Linked DNA regions of Homo sapiens: region 1 is linked to region 2. Evidence: chromatin loops called from intact Hi-C (ENCODE). Cell type or tissue: heart right ventricle. All regions are shown on one strand. Each heading gives the region's core, and the rest is flanking DNA. Links, peaks and the distances in the headings are about the cores only. Region 1 overlaps PCSK6 (proprotein convertase subtilisin/kexin type 6). Region 2 has its middle 13 kb from the start of PCSK6.

Region 1 (10,417 bases), core at 2,624-7,623, 140 kb before region 2:
GTCTATAGGAAAAACCCTTAAAACCAAGCATCTATTCCAAGTACCTATTGCATTTCAAATGTTCTACTGCAGTGGTTCCCAACCTTTTTGGCACAAGGAATCAGTTTATTGGAAGACAATTCTTCCACAGCTGGGGATCCGGTGGGGAGCAGTGGGGATGGTTTCGGGGTGATTCAAGCACATGACAATCATTGTGTACTTTATTTCTATCATTATTACATTGTAAAACATAAGGAAATAACTATACAACTCATCATAATGTAGAATCAGTGGGAGCCCTGAGCTTCTTTCCCTGCGACTAGACGGTCCCGTCTGGGGGTGATGGGAGACAGTGACAGATCATCAGGCATTAGATTCTCATAAGGAGCGTGCAACCTAGATCCCTGGCACGTGCAGTTCACAATGGGGTTCGCACTCCTATGAGAATCTAGTGCCTTTGCCGATGTGACAGGAGGTAGAGTTCAGGCAGAAGTGGGAGTGACAGGGAGCAGCTGTAAACACACATGAAGTGTTTGCTGGCCGCTCACCTCCTGCTGTGTAGTCTAGTCCCTAACAGTCCATGGACCATGGACCGGTAGGTGGGATGGGGACCCCTGCTCTTGTGGACTGGTCAAAGCAAGTTCTCAGAAGGCCTGCTGCTCTCTTGGATTTCAGCCAAGTGAGGCAGCCTCTCAGCAGCAACATTCCTCAACACCCCGACCCTGGCTGGCACCCAGCAGAGGCTCCCAGCTTTTAATATTTCATTTAATTTTTATCTTCTAATTACAACACTTTAAACAAAAAAATCCAACCAGAAATATCCTGAAGCCAGACACATGAAAACCACTGGCCACAGGGCTAAAGAGATCAGATCAACTATGGGCTGCCTGTACTGCCTTGGAGAGGCGTGGAGACCTCACCAGGTTGGGTTGAGGTGAGGGTGGCCCTGAGCTTGGAAGACGGCCCTGACACCAGGCTCTGCCCCTTCCAGGCAGGTGAGCTCAGTCAGGCTCTGGGTGGAGGAGCTTGGACTCAGCTCCCTCTTCCACAAAAGGAGAATCTAAACACTCACAATAAGAGAATCATGTTCATGCTGGTAAGGCTCAGCACTTCTCGGGCACTGTTTCGTTTAATCCTCCCACCATCCCTGGGCAGAGGACAGGTTGGAGGCTCGGAGCATGGAAATGGCCTGCCGAGGTCCGCAATGACCAGTGGTGGAAGATGGATCTGAGAAGCAGGCCGCTCTAGAGCTCAGCCTTGTGTTACACTGGGTCTTGAAAAGGAAGCATAAGCCAATATGCACCACACACATACACACACCCACATATCCACATGCACACACACACAGATACATGTACAAGTATACACATATACCTAATGCCCACATATACACACATACATATCCACATAGACATGCACATGGACACACAGATACATACAAGCCCACATACACACATACATACTTATACACAATACTCTCCCTCACACATGCACACATATATACACCCAAGCACACACTCCCATACACACGTCCAGTAACTGTCTAGAGCACCTTCAGTCAAACGTAAAAGAAACTACGTGTCTTTTTACACTTTAAACAAAGTGTAAAATCCCTGTCTCTACGTGTCCCACGGCACATTGAGCATTTACTCCTCACAAGTGAAGAACTGAAGTGTATTTGCTGTAAAGCAATGAAATCTTTACATCGTTAAATTTACTTGTGCCATGTAAATCTCTCAGACAGTCTTGCATTCTGACCTCTTCGGAAGAAATGTTTCCCATACATGTGCTTTTAAAAACTCTTCACGTAATGGAAATTCTCAAATAAACATAAAATGGAGAAAACAGTACAATGAGTCCCCGTGCCCCATCACACAGTCCCAAGAATCCCCAACCTTTTCTCAATCTGGTTTCGCCCACCCTCTTCCTACTCTCCCACTCCTCACCCCCACCCTCTGGAATAGTTTAAAGCACAAATCATAGGCATCGTGGTCATGTCTTCATTTGTAAATACCATGATATGCATCACTAGCAAGAATAACTTTTCCTGAAACTTTAATTCCTTATTATCATCTACCCTGATTCTATACTGATTTGTAACAGCGAGATAAAATAGCACCCAGTGCCTGCTGGAGAACACGTAGGTGCTAATCATCATCCTATTCCTCTCTCGTTCTTTTGATAAATTGGACTTCTTTCCTAGATTGGTGGGAATCTGGAAATAATGCTGTTGAAATAATCTGGAAAAACACAGCACATGTGGGTTGCTGCTCTTTTGGAAACAGATGAAAGATCAGAGAAAAAAGAAATTTTAATCAGGGAGAAAGTGAATTCTCAGAGTTCAAGAGTGACACAGGATTTTTTAAAGTGCCATCAATTGTCTCAGACAGTCTATTTATTACTATGTGAATACCAAGTACGTAAAACCCTTTGGAACCATGAAATAAGATACATGGTGTCAATTATAGAGAGAAGATTGGAAAGCATGCCTGATTATTTTTTCTATTTAGACATTGATGTCTCACAATTCTCCCTGGCAGGGGAAGACTGTGGGAGGTGCCCCAGCACCTTAGGTAGGCTCCTGGTTACAAAGGGAGGGCTAGGCCAACTCAGTAAAGTTTGGGCCCTGTACATAGCCCTGGTCAAACTGCCTGCAGGGCACACTCAGCTGGGCTCTTGGGGTGGAAGAAGTGAAGAACAAGGAAACACCCCTCACACCCATGCCTACCCAGCAGACCCGGCATGGGGCAGGTGTGCAGACAAGGTAAGTGTGTGCTGCATGAACAGGAGAACACCATGCAGATGCCCCTTAGTGCTGACAAAGCCAAGCTCGATTCCTGCAGAGCACTTTGCATGCATCCGGCATGCCCATGGGGGCCCCAGGTCATGAGGAGGTGCAGGGACCTTCCTGCACCTGAGGGTGCCGAGCGGGATGTGGCCCTGGGTGGGGAGGCTGGCCTGACCTTGGCAGGTGCACAGGCTCTGCCTTGTCGTTCAGGTGCAACCACCAACGTAGGCTCCGAGGCAAGAAGGGCGGGCTGGGAAGGCTCCTCTCTTCAGTGACTTGGTCTGGGTCTCACTTCTGCACAGCCCTATCTTACAGGAGAGGAGACCCAGCGCAGAGGCCAGAGAGACAGGAAAAGCGGAGGCAGGAGGATCCAACCCCAGGCCTGTCTGATGTCTGACGTGGGAGAATGAAGCATACATGTTTCTCAGAGAATAGACACTTTCTGCATTCTGGGTCCAAACTTAAAATCTCGGGCATTTTGGATGGCAACTCTCTTAAATGCAGCCAAACTTCTCCGACAGATGTTCTGCAGGACGAGCCATCGCCCCAGCTCTGCCTGCACCGTTGCCAGCTCCGTTCGTAGCCTTGCAGGCTCTGTGCGTAACGGCTGGAGTAGCAAGCTCACCCACGGTGGAAGCTGCCCCCTCTTCCACACCCACACTGTGCACTGCAGGGGCAAGGTCCTAGTGTTCCCAAATCTGGAGCTAAGTAGAGTTCAATAAAGGTGTGCTGGGCTGGGTGCAGTGGCTCACCCTGTAATTGCAGCACTTTCGGAGGCCGAGGTGGGCAGATCACCTGAGGTCAGGAGTTCAAGACCAGCCCGGCCAACATGGCAAAACCCTGTCTCTACTAAAACTACAAAAAAAAAAAAAAAAAAAAAAAAATTAGCCAGATGTGGTGGCAGATGCCTGTAATCCCAGCTACTTGGGAGGCTGAGGCAGAAGAATCGCTTAAACCTGGGAGGCAGAGGTTGCAGTGAGCCGAGATTGCGCCGTTGCACTCCAGCCTGGGCAACAGAGCGAGACTGTCTCAAAATAAATAAATAAATAAATAAATAAATAAATAAATAAATAAATAATATAGGTGTGCAGGAATAAATGAAGAGCTGTTAGTATCTGCAAATGCTGCAAGACTGCAAAGCAGGATTCACACTCGATTCCATTCCTAAATTGCCTCCTGGAAGAGAGTGATCCTGGGAGGACCCAGATCCTTGGCCTGGGAACTGAAGAGGAAAATGGATGACTGATGTGCTACTCAACCTTTAAAAATGGCTTTAAAACTAATTACCTAAGCCACGTTCAATCTGACAGGAGGTATTATTGGAGCTAGCGCATCAGTCAGATCACTTAATTACTTCATAAATCCTGGGTCTTAGCATAGATTTTAAAGCACTTTTACACAGAACACCATTGGAGCAGTTTTTTTCTTTTCATTTTCTTTTAAAGCAATTAACTTGCAGAGATTTGCAGGAGATTGAAATGAACACCACAGAAACGAAGCACCCTGCCCCAAGCACAGGTTCTTGGAATGCCTGTAGAGAAGTGAGGACTGCCTGCTTTTCTGGTCTACGCGTGTGTGTGTGCTGCACTGTGCCTGGCACTGAGGCTGGTGGTGACTGTGCACTCACAGGCCACCCTCACCAGACAACCAGGGAGTGGAAGATCCTGCCCATTTGAGATCAGTTCATACCTCGGCATCGACGAGGCTGACAGGCAGCTGACTCGATGCTGACGATGCTGACCAGACCTGCATTTTCCTGGCTGACCAGCCCTGCATTTTCCCGGCCTCTAGAGCTCTGAATCCTGGAGCTAGAGGGCAACCTAGGTCTTCTCTGTCACCTTCCCAGGCTGAGGTCCCCAACAGGCACTATCAGCTTGACCTGAACATTCAGTGCTGGGGCTGGTCCTGCCTCCCTGTGTACACAATAGCGTCATAGCGTGCAGGCAGGCTGGGCTTCCCTCTCCACCCATGCACTGATGAGAAGCCTCGGCCAGCGGCCGTCCTGCCCACCTGGCGTGGCCTCACAGGCATGCTCTGGGGGTAGGTCTTATTGCGAACAATGCCTACGTTGGGTCCCGGGTCTTTGGGCACAGCATAACCAGTGCCTTGGTGAGCTCTGGGTAGACACGGATTTTCACCCTTCCTCCTAGGGGGTGCTTCCTGGCTCTCTGGTGGTTGATAGAGATCTTCTCAGACTCTCCTCCACACCTCAATGCCCGTCCACTGCAGGCCCCCATCCACACTGACGCCTTCTGTGGGCACCAGAGCATCCTCCCAGAGGCAGCAGGCCCTTTCCTTATGTCGGCCTGGCCAGGAAGCTCCCACCTCTGCTCTGCACTCATGGAAGGGCCCAGACCTGCCCCTGGAAGGAGGGGAGTTAGGGCAGGTCATCGCTGAGGACTGTCTCGGCCTGACATCCCCGTCGCTTGCCCAGTGGATCGGGTGGGGAAGCCTGGCTCGTCACTGCTGAGCCCCTCTGTGGTCCCTCCCAGGGCCTGGGGAGCAAGGCCAGCCCTGAGAAGTCTCACCCCTGGGGGTAGGCGGAGTAAGGCAGGTCATATGTGGGCAATGCCTGGCACTTCATTCTACAAAAGGACAGCCGTACCCTTGGGGCAGTCGCCATCTCCTAATGGCCTGTATTTTCTATGCTACTAAGATAAAAAAAAACAAAGTGACACTGGGGAACTCCTGAGAATCTGGCCTTAGGCAGACCCTTCCTCACAAGCCCTTCCTTGTTTCTTTCAGCCGGAAATCCCTGTTTGCTCCACTGAACTTGGGGCACTCCTCTGGGTCACTGGTGGCCCTTGGGCCCTTGTGCATGGTACTATTGGTTCCTGAAATCCGAAATGTTCCCAACTAGCCTGTGGGCTCCTCAGGGGCAGGAACTGTGTCTTGGAGCCTCTCTGTGCCCGAGCACTGGCATAGCATCTGGCACATGGCAGGACCTCTGCAAAATGCATCGGAGACATGTCTGTTAGGATACGCAGACCTCCCATTTTGACATTTCAGGAACAGCCGGAAGAGGTACCATTCATCTGGAGGCTGAAGAGGGCTTATCCTGGATCAACCTCAAAAGCACTGGGCCCATACGCCAACCTGGAAAGGGCCGCTTGGCCTTTGTTTGAGCCCCTCTGACCCCTTTTGGCTTCACTCCATCACTCCCTTCCCTCACCCTGGGAGGATCCAGCCGCCATGCTGAACAACAAGCTCAGAGGCTGGCCCTGGAATGAAGTGAGCAGGGCAGGTTGGGGAGACTCAGTTGCAACTGCAGTGTCCCATGTGAGGGCCACATGGATTTCCACTGTGGAGAGATGCTGGTGGGACCCAGGCTCCCAGGCTAGCTCTCACTGTGCTTGGGGAGGATGCACAGAGCCTGTGGGTGACAGGAAGGCGCCCGTCCTCCCCACACACAGCAGGGAGGGCTTGCCGTGCGTCAGCTGTGGCAGGACGCATGCCTGTACTTGCTGTTTCTGGACCACATTCAGGAGTGGCAGTTGTCTACAGGGTAAAGCTTGCATGGAATGAACTGACTCCAGACGCCCTTGCAGGAATGTGCATACTCTCTGTGATGACACTGGAGAATGTGTCCCCGCCCCCCAAATTCCAGTAGGCCCTAGAAGGTCAGAGCTGGAAGGTACCACAAGGTGTTTATTCTGCACCCGTCTCAACCTTCTGAAAGCAAAGATCCAGTTTCTACCCACGCTGAGGGGTGGAGATCGACCTGTGTCAAGACTTCATTTGGGGCTACCCTCAGGAAGTATTTCTTGTATCCACTAATCCTGTGTCCTCTGTAGCACACAGAGCATCTGGTCATGTGGTGGTTACAGAGGGTTCCAACTGGACTAATTAATCCGCCAACACCTATTGGGCACCTATCATACACCATGCAGCAGGAGGCTCTCAGGGCACAGCAGGACCGGAAGGAAGGAAGGCTGCAGATGGCAAGCCCATCAGTGCTAAGGCCAAGGCCAGAGCTGCTGAGTGCCATGCAGGCAGCAAGCAGGGAGCTGATATGGCAGCATCTGGCTGGGCAGGAAGCAGTGTGGCAGGTGCACAGGTGTGCAGGGCATGCGGTTCCGTGCTGTGCACCACTGCAAGCCTAAAGCTCGCTCAGCACCCACACGCAACAGGCTCCAAACGTGTGAATCACTGTTATATAAACAGATCTCCTTCCATTGCTCATACAGCTTGAAAGGCTGACGATACTTAATATACCTAATCCGAATTTGGATTTCTAGCTCAGTCTTCCCTCTCACCTCCAGGTACATATCTCTGCCTGGACTTGTGTAAGTATCTTTGATTTAACCCACCCAAATCCAAGCTCCTGATCTTCTCTCCAGCATCTTCCCCCCCTGCAATGTTCCAGATCTAGGAAACTAGGACTCCATTCTTCTACTGTGCAGGACAAAAACTCTGAAGTCATCCATGCCCCCTCTCTCCTCTCACAGCCCACATCTGATCCATCTACACATCTCTCGACCCTGCTTTCAGAATCTGACTGCTTCATACACTCCACTGATGCTGCCCCGTCGGAGTCACCTTCACCTGATATTGCAATGACCTTCTAACTGGCTTCCCCGCCTTTGTTCCTCTCCCACCCTCACTTCCGTCTATTCTGACCAGCTGTCAGCCTATTAACACAGAAGTTCAGATCACCTCTGTCCTCTGCCTAAAATCTCTCAGTGACTTCCAACCAAGTCCCTGTGAGGGCTGACAAAGCCCAGTGCGATCTGGTCCCTATGCTCTCAATGCCTGGTCCTGTCCTATTCTGCTCCTCTTCCCACTGCCCCCTGCAGCCTCGGGGGCCTCTCTGCTGTGCCTGGAACACACCAGACACACTCCTGCCCGGGGGCCTTAGCATCCCCTGGAACACACCAGACACACTCCTGCCCGGGGGCCTTAGCATCCCCTGGAACACACCAGGCACACTCCTGCCCGGGGGCCTTAGCATCCCCTGGAACACACCAGGCACACTCCTGCCCAGGGGCCTTAGCATCCCCTGGAACACACCAGGCACACTCCTGCCCGGGGGCCTTAGCATCCCCTGGAACACACCAGGCACACTCCTGCCCGGGGGCCTCAGCATCCCCTGAACGCTTTGCTTGGAATGCCCTTTTCCCAGATGTCTGCAGAGCTCACCCCCTCATCTTCTTTGAGCTTTACTCAAATGTCCCTTCCCTGAGGCCTTCCCGGTACACCCTGAAATGCCCTTGTCACCCTGCCCTGCTTCATTTTTCTCCTTAGAGCTTCTCATCATCTAATGGACAACAGCTTCCTGCCTGGTAATCTTGTTTCACGGCCTCCTCTGCCTTCCAGAATGTAAGCTTAGCATCTGTTTTGTTCACCAGTGCATCCCCAGTGCTTAGAACTTGGTAAATGCTCAATAAGTATCTGTTGAGTGAAGGCTGTGTTCTTGGAGGGGAGTATTCTTTGAATAAACTGATGAATTCCACTTCCTAATGTTTTATTTAAGACTTCCGTATCCCTATTCAAATTTGCCTATAGTTCTTTCTCTCTCTTTTTTTTTTTTTTTTGGCATATTGATCAATTTCTCTTCACTCTTATTTCCCTCTAGTGATCTGGAAGGTTGGCATCCTGTTTTAAATCTTGATTATCTCTCTATTATAGGAAGATATTTGAGTTTATATGTCTCTATCAGTGCTAAGAGTAAGACATAATCCATCACCCCTCCCACTAAATGTGGAATCAGAATCTCAGCAAATTTTTATTCCTCCCCATTCTCATCCCCTGCCTTTATGTTTCTGTAGGAGTGTAAGGTGGGAGAGTGGGTAGGACATCCACCACAGGCATTCAGATAAGACCCCTCCATGAGGCCAGGTCTGAGCTGCAGCCATGGGAAGCCCTAGGGACAGCTGTCCCCAAGGAGGGAGCAGCACGTGCCAAGGCCCCATGGAGGTAAGACCAGGCATGTTAGGGGAACAGAACGGAGGTCAATGATGAGGCGCAGGAAATGATTCACGGTGGAGAGGTGCTAGCAGGATGTGCAGGTCAGGCTAAGAGATTTGGGTTTTGCTCTAAGAGCTGTGGGAGGTCATTAAAGTTAGCAGGGGTGCATCATTTTCTGAATTATATTTTAAAAGGATCATTGGATGCTGGGTGGAGAGTGGCTCTAGCCAGTAGGGGTTGAGGCAGGGGGGCCAGTGGAATGAGGAGGTAAGACACTATAGGGGACTGAACTGAGGCAGTGGGCAGACTGAGATATATTCTGGAAGCAGATGGTGAAGGAGACAAAGAAGAATTAAAGGTTCACTCCTGGGATTTGGCCAAGCAATGGAGTGCAAGGTGAAGCTTTTTTTTTTTTTTTTTTGAGTTGGAGTCTTGCTCTATCATCCAGGCTGGAGTGCAGTGGCGCAATCTCAGCTCACTGCAAGCTCCACCTCCCAGGTTCACACCATTCTCTTCCCTCAGCCTCCCAAGTAGCTGGGACTACAGGTGCCCGCCACCATGCCTGGTTAACTTTTTGTATTGTTAGTAGAGATGGGGTTTCACCATGTTGGCCAGGATGGTCTCGATCTCCTGACCTTGTGATTCACCCGCCTCGGCCTCCCAAAGTGCTGGAATTACAGGCATGAGCCACCATGCCCAGCCCAAAGCTATTTACATTAATGTGGAAAGCAAGAAAGAGGCAGTTTGGGAGTTTGTCTAAGGTGCACAAGCTCAGAGCCAGTTAGACCCATGCCCAGAAGCAGGAGGCTGCTGCAGAGCAGGTCTGGGTGCAAGAGGGCAGGGAGAGGCAGCTTTGGGCACCACCAGCAGGTACAAGGTGCTCAGTGTCACGGGGCTGGATGAGATCCCTGGATGGGAACAAAGAGCAGAGGACCCAGGAGTGCGTGCAGGGGTATGTGCGAGAGGATCAGCCAACGAGATGCACAAGGGGCAGCCTGTGAGGTGGAGAGGGCCCCCAGGTGTGGCATCACTGCAGCTGTGCAAGAGGGCACTTCTAGAGGGGGTGAGCTGCCAACGTCGCTGTGTGCCGGGCCCTGCTCTCGGTATCCAGCCTGTCTTACCTGATTTCATCCCACCGCAACCCAGTAACTTGCGTACTATCCCCATTTTCTAGATAAGAAGACCAAGGCCTAGAAAAGCTAAGTGACTTGCCAAGGTCACAGGTATTTGTAAGAGTTAGAGCCAGCATCTACCCCCAGGTAGAAGGGCTCCTGAGCCCCCAGTCTTAACCACTGCACCCTGTGGTCCCCAGAGAGGGTGCTTAGTTTGTTAGAACCATAGACCCTGGCTTTAACAACCTGGGGAGGACAGAGATGGGACCATAGGCTTGGGCAATGTGGAAACGGTGGGGGACCCTGACGAGCCCCGGTATTTTGTGCAGTGGATGGGAGTGGGCTGGGAGTGAGCCAGTGATGGCCATGGCAGGCAGCTTGTTCTGCCGGCTTTGCCATAAAGGGGAGCAGAGAAGTGGGTGGTGGCTGGAGGGGATGTGGACTCAGGGGAGAGGCATCAGTGCACGCATGTTGGCCTAATAGGAAGGGGAAAGAGAAGAATGCGTGAGATGCATGAGAAAGGCTGCCTGCAGAGGCACAGTTCCATGGGGGATTGACTGTCCCCTCAAAGCTGCCCTGGGACATGGGTAGGGCTCGTTGTATTCGGCTCATGATACAGAGTAAAGATCAC
Region 2 (8,659 bases), core at 761-5,760:
CTCCTCACCCCCACCCGGACCAGACCCTGGCCTCAAGGGCATGCTGTGGCCTTCATGCCCTGACCCAGTGTGGGCTCGGCCTGACTCCCACCTCTCACCAGTTCCCTCACCCGTCCCCAGGCTTCCCACCCTAGCCGAGGGCCCTGTCGCACTGTCTGTGGTGTTCACTTCCCAGGTGGTCTCTCTAGCTCCAGCCGCTGCCCCTCATCACCCTCCCTGCCGTCTCCAGAGTCTTGGTTCCCAGGCACTCCCATGAGACGACTTAGACCATCAGTGAGTCTTCTCAGCCAGCAGGGTGGAGATCAAACTCAGGGGCACGGCCTTTAGCAAGCTGGCACTGTTTTTCTTGCTCTTCCTGTCCCACCATAGGGCCAGTTGCTGCTCCCAGACGGACTGGCCCTTCAGGCCCGGGCACCTTAGCTTCCACTATTTCTTCCTGACTGGATTCTTCTCGGTCTCCAGGCAGAATGGCTCTCCCTGGCTGTAGGACCTTATGTTTGGGGGCCCAACTGTGATTTGTGGCCTCACTGCCAGCCCTGTGTGTGACTCACGGTGAGGCCTCAGCAGCTGTTCCCTGCACCCCCATCTAAAACAGCTCCCTGCACCCCCATTTCTCACTGGCAAGATGAAGCCTCAGACCTGGCAATCTCGCTCCACCCCTATTTAAACAAGGCAGAACCTCTGATCTGGAATGTTCCCACTGCAGCCTCTCCCAGAGCCTTGGGAAGGAGTTGGCTAATACAATGCTGGGTGGCAGGGCTGTGCCAGCAGTGCAGTGATTTTTAAAATATGTGTTAGAGCCCTGGGTTTTTCCTATAAATGAGATGGTCGGCCATCATCCTAAATGTCACTCCCTCACTATTAGGCCACAGTGATGTTCCTAAAAGAGTCAACAGTAAAGACCTGTTTGTAGGTATCTAGGAGCCGGCAGCAGACCCTGGGGACACAGGACCAAACGTAGGGAGGTTTCAACTCTGGATCTCCATCGATTCTGAGCACCTCGGTGACCGGGGTGGGCTTCAGGCTTCCTGAGCTGGGGCTACAGGAGTGCAAAGGGGTTTTATGATGAGTCCATGTATTAAATGAAATAAGGGCCCACAGAAAAGAGAAGGCTGGGACCGCAGGTGTCCAAGAAGCAAGGCACAGAGGCAAGCAGGTTCCTTCCCACACGCAGCTGAGGTCCACTCAAAAGGTGATCCTGAAGAAATTATGCTAGAATCAGCAGAGTGGGCCTCGGCTGAGTGTGGAATCCAGCCCACTACTTGCTGGCTGTGTGACCCTGGACCAGGCACCTACCCTCCTATGCTTCCGTTTTCTCTGCTGCAGAAGAGGCTGCCAATGATGCCTTCCCTTAGGGAGTGAGCCAGGCCGTAATTCAAGGCTAGGCAGCACCTGGCAGCTGGCATGCTGGCAGCAGACCTCCTGACACACGTGCCCTTGGTTTGGCAGATGCTGGCAAGGGTTGTGGTGACAGCGGACACGTGAACCACGACAGCTGGAAGGGAACAGTGGAGGGGAGGGCACTATGCTGAGTCACATTTAGACCTCACTAAAACCGAAGTGGTTCCTGTTAACTTGCTTTGGTCTATGTGGTGGATTTAGGGCTTCCAAAAATCCTCTTAAGGCTTTTTATATCCTCCTCACTATTTATAGTCTAAACTCCCCCAAATCCCCAACCCAGACAAAATCATTCCTGCTATGTTTTCTTTCGATGCCAAGCTCACCAGCAGCAGAGAACATAGCTGCATGACATGGGGCCCGATAGGCTGCTCATGCCTGTGCCCCTCCCTCCAGGAGTGAGACTTGGGAAATCCTTTACCCTCTGCAGGTTCTGTGTTTATCCTTTGCAGGGTCACCTGCCACAATGTCCAACTCCTGCCACCCACAGGAACTCCAGCAATGCTACTGATTCCCACCATCCAATATTGTGATTTTTCAAAGGTTGAAAATTTGATAAGCAAACAACACATATGTGGCCCAAATAATTTTGCATCTGGGTCTTTTCATCTGGACTGAGGCCAATGCCCTTATTCTTCTTCCTTCTCCTTCGGAGCCCTTTCTCCCTCCATCCTGTAAAAGTAATCTTTCATTAGAAATCAGCAAAGTGGAACAGTATACTCCCTCCTGAGCATGTACCAGTCACAGGTCACAGGTGATCACCACTGTCAAGAAGAAAGTCTAATTCAGTCCTCACCTTTGATAGACGGGAAGTCTGGAACCTTCTTAGTCACGGCCTCTCAGGCAGAAGATAACAGAAGACTTGCCACAGTGCATGGCAGGGCCACAAGACAGCAGGAGGGGAAGTGACACTCAAGTCCTGTCTCCTGGAATAGGCAGGGGATGGTCCAAGTGAAGTGGGATTGCTCAGGCAGGAGGAGAAGAGGCAGAGGGGCACTGTGGCTAGGGAAGAGGCTCCAGCCCTGACCACCTGGGTTCTCATCCCAGCTCGGCCACCTCCCAGCTGCCTGACCTCAGATGAGTCCATTGACCTCTCTGGGCCTCAGTTTTCCCAGCTGAGCATAAAATGGGCATATTTGTGTCCACCTTAAATGAATTAGTGTACAGTGCCTGGACCTGGGCCTGGCACTCAGACAGCATTATGTGAGAGCTGTTCTCATCAGGCCAGAGGTTTAGCAATACCTCATTGCTACTTGTAAACATGCCTGGTTCTGGAAGTGTCTGTGTGGGTGTGTCTGAGTTAACACAGACATGCCCCAGGCTGGCCAACCCCACAGGCCGGACTTGTATCTCCCCCAGCAGAGACCCCCAGGCCAGCCTCTCCTCTCCCTCCACAGCCCAGACCTAGAAGGACTGCACAGCCTGGGGACCTCAGCTCCTTCCCCTACGTGCCTGGTGAAAGGAGGGAAACAGGCAGTGAAGAAAGAAGGAGCAGAGGAGGAGACAAAAACTCACCTCTCCTGAACCCTCTGTAAGGCTTTTGCATGCATTCGTGTCTGAGCTCCTAAAGTCCGTGTCCTGTTTTACAAACAAGAAAGCCCCGATCCTCCGAGGGAGCCAGGGCTTTGCCTGAGGTCTTGTCAGGTGAACAGTTAGGGTTCTGGAATGGGTGGCTGTGAAGGCACAAGGCAAAGGCAGAGGGAGGAGCCTGGGCAGCCACCCGGCCCCATCTCTTCCTGCCACGCCGTGAGGGCATCCTCAGATAAGGACCCAGGCACAAGAACCTTGACGGGAGGGGAGAAGGACACCCCGGCTGGCCCATCCCCACGGGTCGGTAGAAACAGGAGACAGGCCCGAGGACTCCCTGGTGACCAGGGACCATCTGTGGCATCCCCCTCCAGGACTGTGCCCCGGGGAGAACCGCTCACTGGGGATCAGCAGGCTGCACTGTTGCCCCCTGGAGGATGCAGAAGGAGAGAGACACGGTGCCCGGACTCGGCAGCCCCATGATCCCAAGCTGGGAACCCCCCGGGCAGGCTTCAGACTCCTTTACTGTCTGCCTGTCACCCCCAGGCCCCTCCTGCCAGGGGGAGCTCAAGGGAGTGAGTCCCCCTGGTGGCGGGGAAGCCCGTCCTTTGGGATGGAAAAGCCCGAGGCCGCCCCAGCTCCCTGGCCACCATCGTGCAAAGGCAGCAAGGCGGACAGTCAAAGGACGTGCATCCTGCAGGGGCTTGATCCTTTTGATGCCTACTGATGAGGGGCAAGTCACTGTCTATGAAGGGTCTACAATGTCCCCAAATTCTGCCCCTAATGTCGCTTTAGAAGTCAAGCCTATCCCTGCTAGTGGCATTTAGGAGCTGAATTATATCTTCTTTTAAAAAAGAAAAAAAAAGGCTTCTCTCCAGAGAAGTATTCAGATGCCCATGAGCTCTGCCATCCAATATGAATATTCCCTTAAAAATGAAAATTATGGCGCACTTAAAAAGGAGCATGTTATGTCAGCACCGGGGATAAGACAATTTATTACTGTCTACAAAAGGAAGGCTCTAATGCCGTGGTAGAGGCTGGCTCAGCGGGCTGTAAATTATGAGCCATTCTCTGGCTGGTGGAAATAAATCCTCTTGTCACTCACTGTGCTCTCCCCTTGACAGGCCAGCAGGCCGCCGGGAGCAGGCAGAGTCAGGAATTCCATGTCCGTGACCTGAGAGCCGCACCACTCCACCTCCTGGGCCTCACTCCGCCCTATACACGCGCACACTTAATGACATCTCTGATCATGTCTTCAGGACGCATACCCTCTTTGACTTGAAAAAGTAACAACTGTTTGTGGCCTTCTCACAGGCCGAAAAGAACAAGCGGGGTCCAGTGGAGAAAGGTGAGGCATGGGAAGGCCTGGCCCGAGCACTGTGACTTCAGCGAGGCACCCTCCACCCCTCTCAGCTTTCCTGGTCTGAAAGTAGAATTTCGCCAGAGGGTGAGCCGACAGGTAGAGCTGTTTCCACCTGCGTGTGCTGCCTGTGAGCTGGGGAACTGCCCACACTGGGAGGGGTTGGGAAGCGTAGGAGGGCACCTGTCGCAGACGTTGAGGAGGGGCTGCCTTTCCCCTCCAGGGGCTGACCTCCCAGGTGATTCCCAGAGCCAGACCACAATTCCAGAATTCAGTGAAAACAGCGCCAAATCCTATTCCCTCCCGATCCCACCCTGATCCCTGCCTCTGGTAAACCGGTAAGTCTTGTTTTCCCCACCACCACCTCCCACTCACCACCTTCCTAAAGCGATCTGTGCCATCAGCCCCTACTGTGAGTACAGCCCTCTAAGCCACTCAGAGGGACTTCCTTTGGAAGCTCACTGTCGGAGACATCCTGCATGCATCCAGGTAGAGACATCATGAACAAAGAATACGGGCCGGGCACGGTGGCTCATGCCTGTAATCACAGCACTTTGGGAGGCTGAGACGGGCAGATCATGAGGTCAGGAGATCGAGACCATCCTGGCTAACACAGTGAAACCCCGTCTCTACTAAAAATACAAAAAAATTAGTCGGGCGTGGTGGCGGGCGCCTGTAGTCCCAGCTACTCGGGAGGCTGAGGCAGGAGAATGGCGTGAACCTGGGAGGCGGAGTTCCCAGTGAGACTCACCCAGTTCTCAGTGAGCTGAGATCGCGCCACTGCACTCCAGCCTGGGTGACAGAGCAAGACTCCGTCTCAAAAAAAAAAAAAAAAGTATGTATACTTGCTAGGCAGTAAGTATGATTAAATGTGTCTGCTGTGTAAGAACTTGGGATTAAATGTTTCCAAAGAATGGTTGAGGAATCAGCTGGTATGATTGCCAAATAAATACTAGATGCCCAGTTAAATTTGAATTTCAGATAAACAATGAAAACACTTTTGGTTTAAGCGTACCTCACACAAAAGTTGGGATACACTTGCACTCATAAAATTATTTTTTATTTATCTGAAATTCAAATTTACCTGAGTGTCTGTCCTGTATTATTATTTGCTAAATCTGGCAACTCTGGGTGGGCAGGAGGGTCAAATGCTCAAGCTGGGACTGGCTAGGGAAATGCATCCTTAATATTTTAAAAAGAAGTGGCAGGCACAGGTTTTGGTTGAAAAAATACAGAACATTTTCTCTTGGGGCCTGGAATCATGGCAACTTAAACCATTAAAAGTATCCTACTGATCTCAAATACAGCCCATTAGGCCTCCAGGAAGATTAAAACAACAAAATAAATAAAAGTGACAAAAGAGACAGAGGGGAGAGAGATCAAGAACTAAATGGAACATCTGATATTCATGGAAGCTGTGATAGTTCCGAAACTGCACATTCGAGAAGTTTTGCCAGCTGGTATTTCAGGAAGGGTTTGGGGGAATGGGGGAAGAGCCCTTCTGCTGGCCCATCTCTCTTCTCGTCCCAGCCTCAATCCGCTCCAAGACAGGAAGAGCAAAGGCGAGAAGGAGCCACGCCCCAGGACCGATGAGGGCTAGCAGGAATATCACATCACCCACACCATTAGTTAGGTATGCCTGGTCTTCCCCGCTCAGCTTTCTTCCCTCCTCCCGTGGTCAACCCCAGACACCTCAGCAAAATGGACAGCCATCCAAGCCAGAGGCACCCCCTCCAAGCAATTCTCATTCATTCTACTTCATCATTTTCTTTAGCATCTTATTTGTCCTTGAATTTTCTATTTTACCTTTCCTCCACTTTCTAGTTATTTTCCCCCTCCCCCAAAAATGTTTTCTGGTGGTCAGTAAGACACTTGCTCTCTCTGGAAGAACAGTGAAATCCCTGATGAGACCCAGTGTGAATTCACAGTGTCGTCATGTCTGTCCTGTGAGATTAGGCACCCATGAACCTTCCCAGCTTTGTGTGGATCGAGCAGGTAAGAACAGAACAACCATTTGCTGCTCCCAGTGCCCACGGTGAGATACACTTCAGAGGTGACAAATGGATCGTGCGGCAGCTCAGACCCCAGGCGGGAGGCCACGGGGACACCCACCACTCTTGGCACCGAGGGCTCCGCACGGTGGAGAAGATGTCGACAACCCTGTCTTCTAGGTTCAAACATCATGTCATGGAGGTAAAGGGAGAAGGCGTGAGGTTAAGGGCCTGCGAATCTGGCTTATCCAAGAACCTATTAACTGTAGTTCAATATTTACCAGCCCTTCTGAAGACATGTAGAAGAATGACAATGTTCAGACTATCAGTGTCAAGATTGTAAGGAGTCTGCCTGAGTCATGGGTTAAATGGTGCCCATGAATATTTTATTGAACTGTTTCCTAATTGTTTACAAGCTGGACATTTTTGTCAGCCATACACAGCAGTGTTGTGTGCTACCCAGAAGTTCTGACTCATCAACACTTTGTCGGGTTAGCAGAGAGCAGGCTGCACTTGCCATCTCGAACCCAGAGTTCTTTCTGTGCTGTATTATTTTGAGATTTGGTCCAGAGAAAAATGATGGATCAAGGCAGAAAAGCAGGTAACGGGCTGTCCCCAGATGCGCACATTAAAAGGCAAAGAGCTATCGAAATGTCACAAACTTTCGTTACAGCCCATCATTGGAGAGCTTTTCCAGCCGAGAGCATCCACCTTGACATCCTCCCCTCCCCAGCTCCATCAGGCACGAAGAGGCTCCTGCTGACAGACATTAGGGACACGAAGCAAACTGACACAGTGGATTAATCCTGGTGTCTGGGGAGCAGTTAGGACGTGTCATGTCAATAGGTGTCTGGGCACCTTTTAGACCAGGCCTTAATGGCCCAGCCTGGCCCTAATCGTCCCTCACATGCCACGGTTCTGCTCTTTCATCTTTGCTGTGTGTGTCCCATGAAGTCTCATTTTAAACAAGGCAGCAAGGCACAGTGACCACCGCAGAAATCCACTTCCCTCGAGGCCTTGCCACAGATGCCAGCAGCGCCACCAGCCCCCATCCCCAAAGGAAAACACAACCAAACAGTCATTAAAACGAAGAAAACCACGACCATGGTAAATTTGTCAGTGTTGGCGGAGAAGATAATGATACTGAAAATAGCCTGAAACTCTTTGTCAGATGGCTTGCATTTTTGGTCACAGGAGAACGTTTTCTATGTGACACGTGTAAGTGACCTGTGGGACCTTGTCATCAGTGAGGTCAGAGCACTCACTGATGCTGAAATTTGGGGGGTTCCCCAGGCTGCCCTCATCGTTCTTGCAACATGGCTGCCAGGGTAGTCGGTGTGAAGGATGGGGTAGGCTCACCCTGGATGTGAAGGATGGGGTAGGCTCACTCGGAGTGTGAAGGATGGGGTAGGCTCACCCTGGGTGTGAAGGCATGGGGTAGGCTCACCCTGGGTGTGAAGGATGGGGTAGGCTCACCCTGGATGTGAAGGATGGGGTAGGCTCACCCTGGGTGTGAAGGATGGGGTAGGCTCACCCTGGGTGTGAAGGCGTGGGGTAGGCTCACCCTGGGTGTGAAGGATGGGGTAGGCTCACCCTGGGTGTTTGCACCTGCGTCCTTGCTGCTTCCAGGTCCCTGGGACATGGCCTGTGGTCTGCACTGCTTGGGTGGTCCGTGGAACGTTTTGCTCACAATGTTCATAAGAAGTAATACAAAATAGTATCCTTCTCCCGCAAGGGTAGGGCCGGGAGAACTGGGAGAACAAGAGGCTATTGGCACCTGCCAGGTGGAAAGCAGGTGGACAACTCAACAGAGGGTCTGTCTGTTGGCACCCAGCGGTGTCGAACTGGTTATGTAAAAGAGAAAGAAAAAGGATACTAAGTCTCTTGAATGAAACTGGGCCCCATCACACGACTCTCTCATAAGCCCAGCACAGCTCACCAGGGCCTCTCTTGACCAGAGGCTTCTGCAGAATTCCATCAGAATGGAGGCTCACACCTGCCAGTTGGCTCTATGGCTAAAGGTCATAATAATAGAACATCTCTTATACCTGATATTTTTTAGATCTTCTGAATCACATTTTACAAAAACAACTTAGCAATTTTGATTCAAAATTCAGATGCTTTATTTTTCTTGTAATTTTCCTGCACACACACACACATACACAGCCATCAAACTAATACTTCACACACACACACGCACACTGCCATCACACTAATACAACACACACACACACACGCACACTGCCATCAAACTAATACTTCATATCCACTGTAAGCTTATCTTTAATTTTGGGGCTGAATTTTGGGGCTGGAAGTACTAATGAGGAAGGGACTGTTCCCACCCTCTGGCAAGGCCACCATTCTGGAACCTGATGACAAATGC

Evidence for each region. Hi-C counts contacts between places; a loop is a spot of excess contacts. Peaks named below come from ENCODE experiments on the same cell type or tissue, not always from the same donor. Only the 100,000 strongest peaks of a DNase experiment are listed, where the experiment ranks them.
Region 1: it touches region 2 in a loop (3-fold over the local background); 13 of 110 quality-filtered maps call a loop at or near these places.

Annotation. Positions count from the first base shown.
Region 1 is chr15:101,352,880-101,363,296 of GRCh38, forward strand. All of the region lies in intron 13 of PCSK6 (proprotein convertase subtilisin/kexin type 6), which reads right to left. Among named protein-coding and RNA genes, the nearest start is that of PCSK6-AS1, 24 kb to the left of the region's middle. RefSeq lists enhancers at 4,337-5,280, 6,225-7,168, 7,169-8,112, 9,959-10,417. In heart right ventricle, for the core only: a CTCF peak has its summit at 4,561; DNase peaks (open chromatin) are centred at 4,672 and 6,264; H3K27ac peaks cover 3,553 bases.
Region 2 is chr15:101,498,709-101,507,367 of GRCh38, forward strand. No RefSeq gene overlaps it. Among named protein-coding and RNA genes, the nearest start is that of PCSK6, 13 kb to the left of the region's middle. In heart right ventricle, for the core only: CTCF peaks have their summits at 3,359 (motif pointing left) and 3,566; a DNase peak (open chromatin) is centred at 1,425; H3K27ac peaks cover 1,533 bases.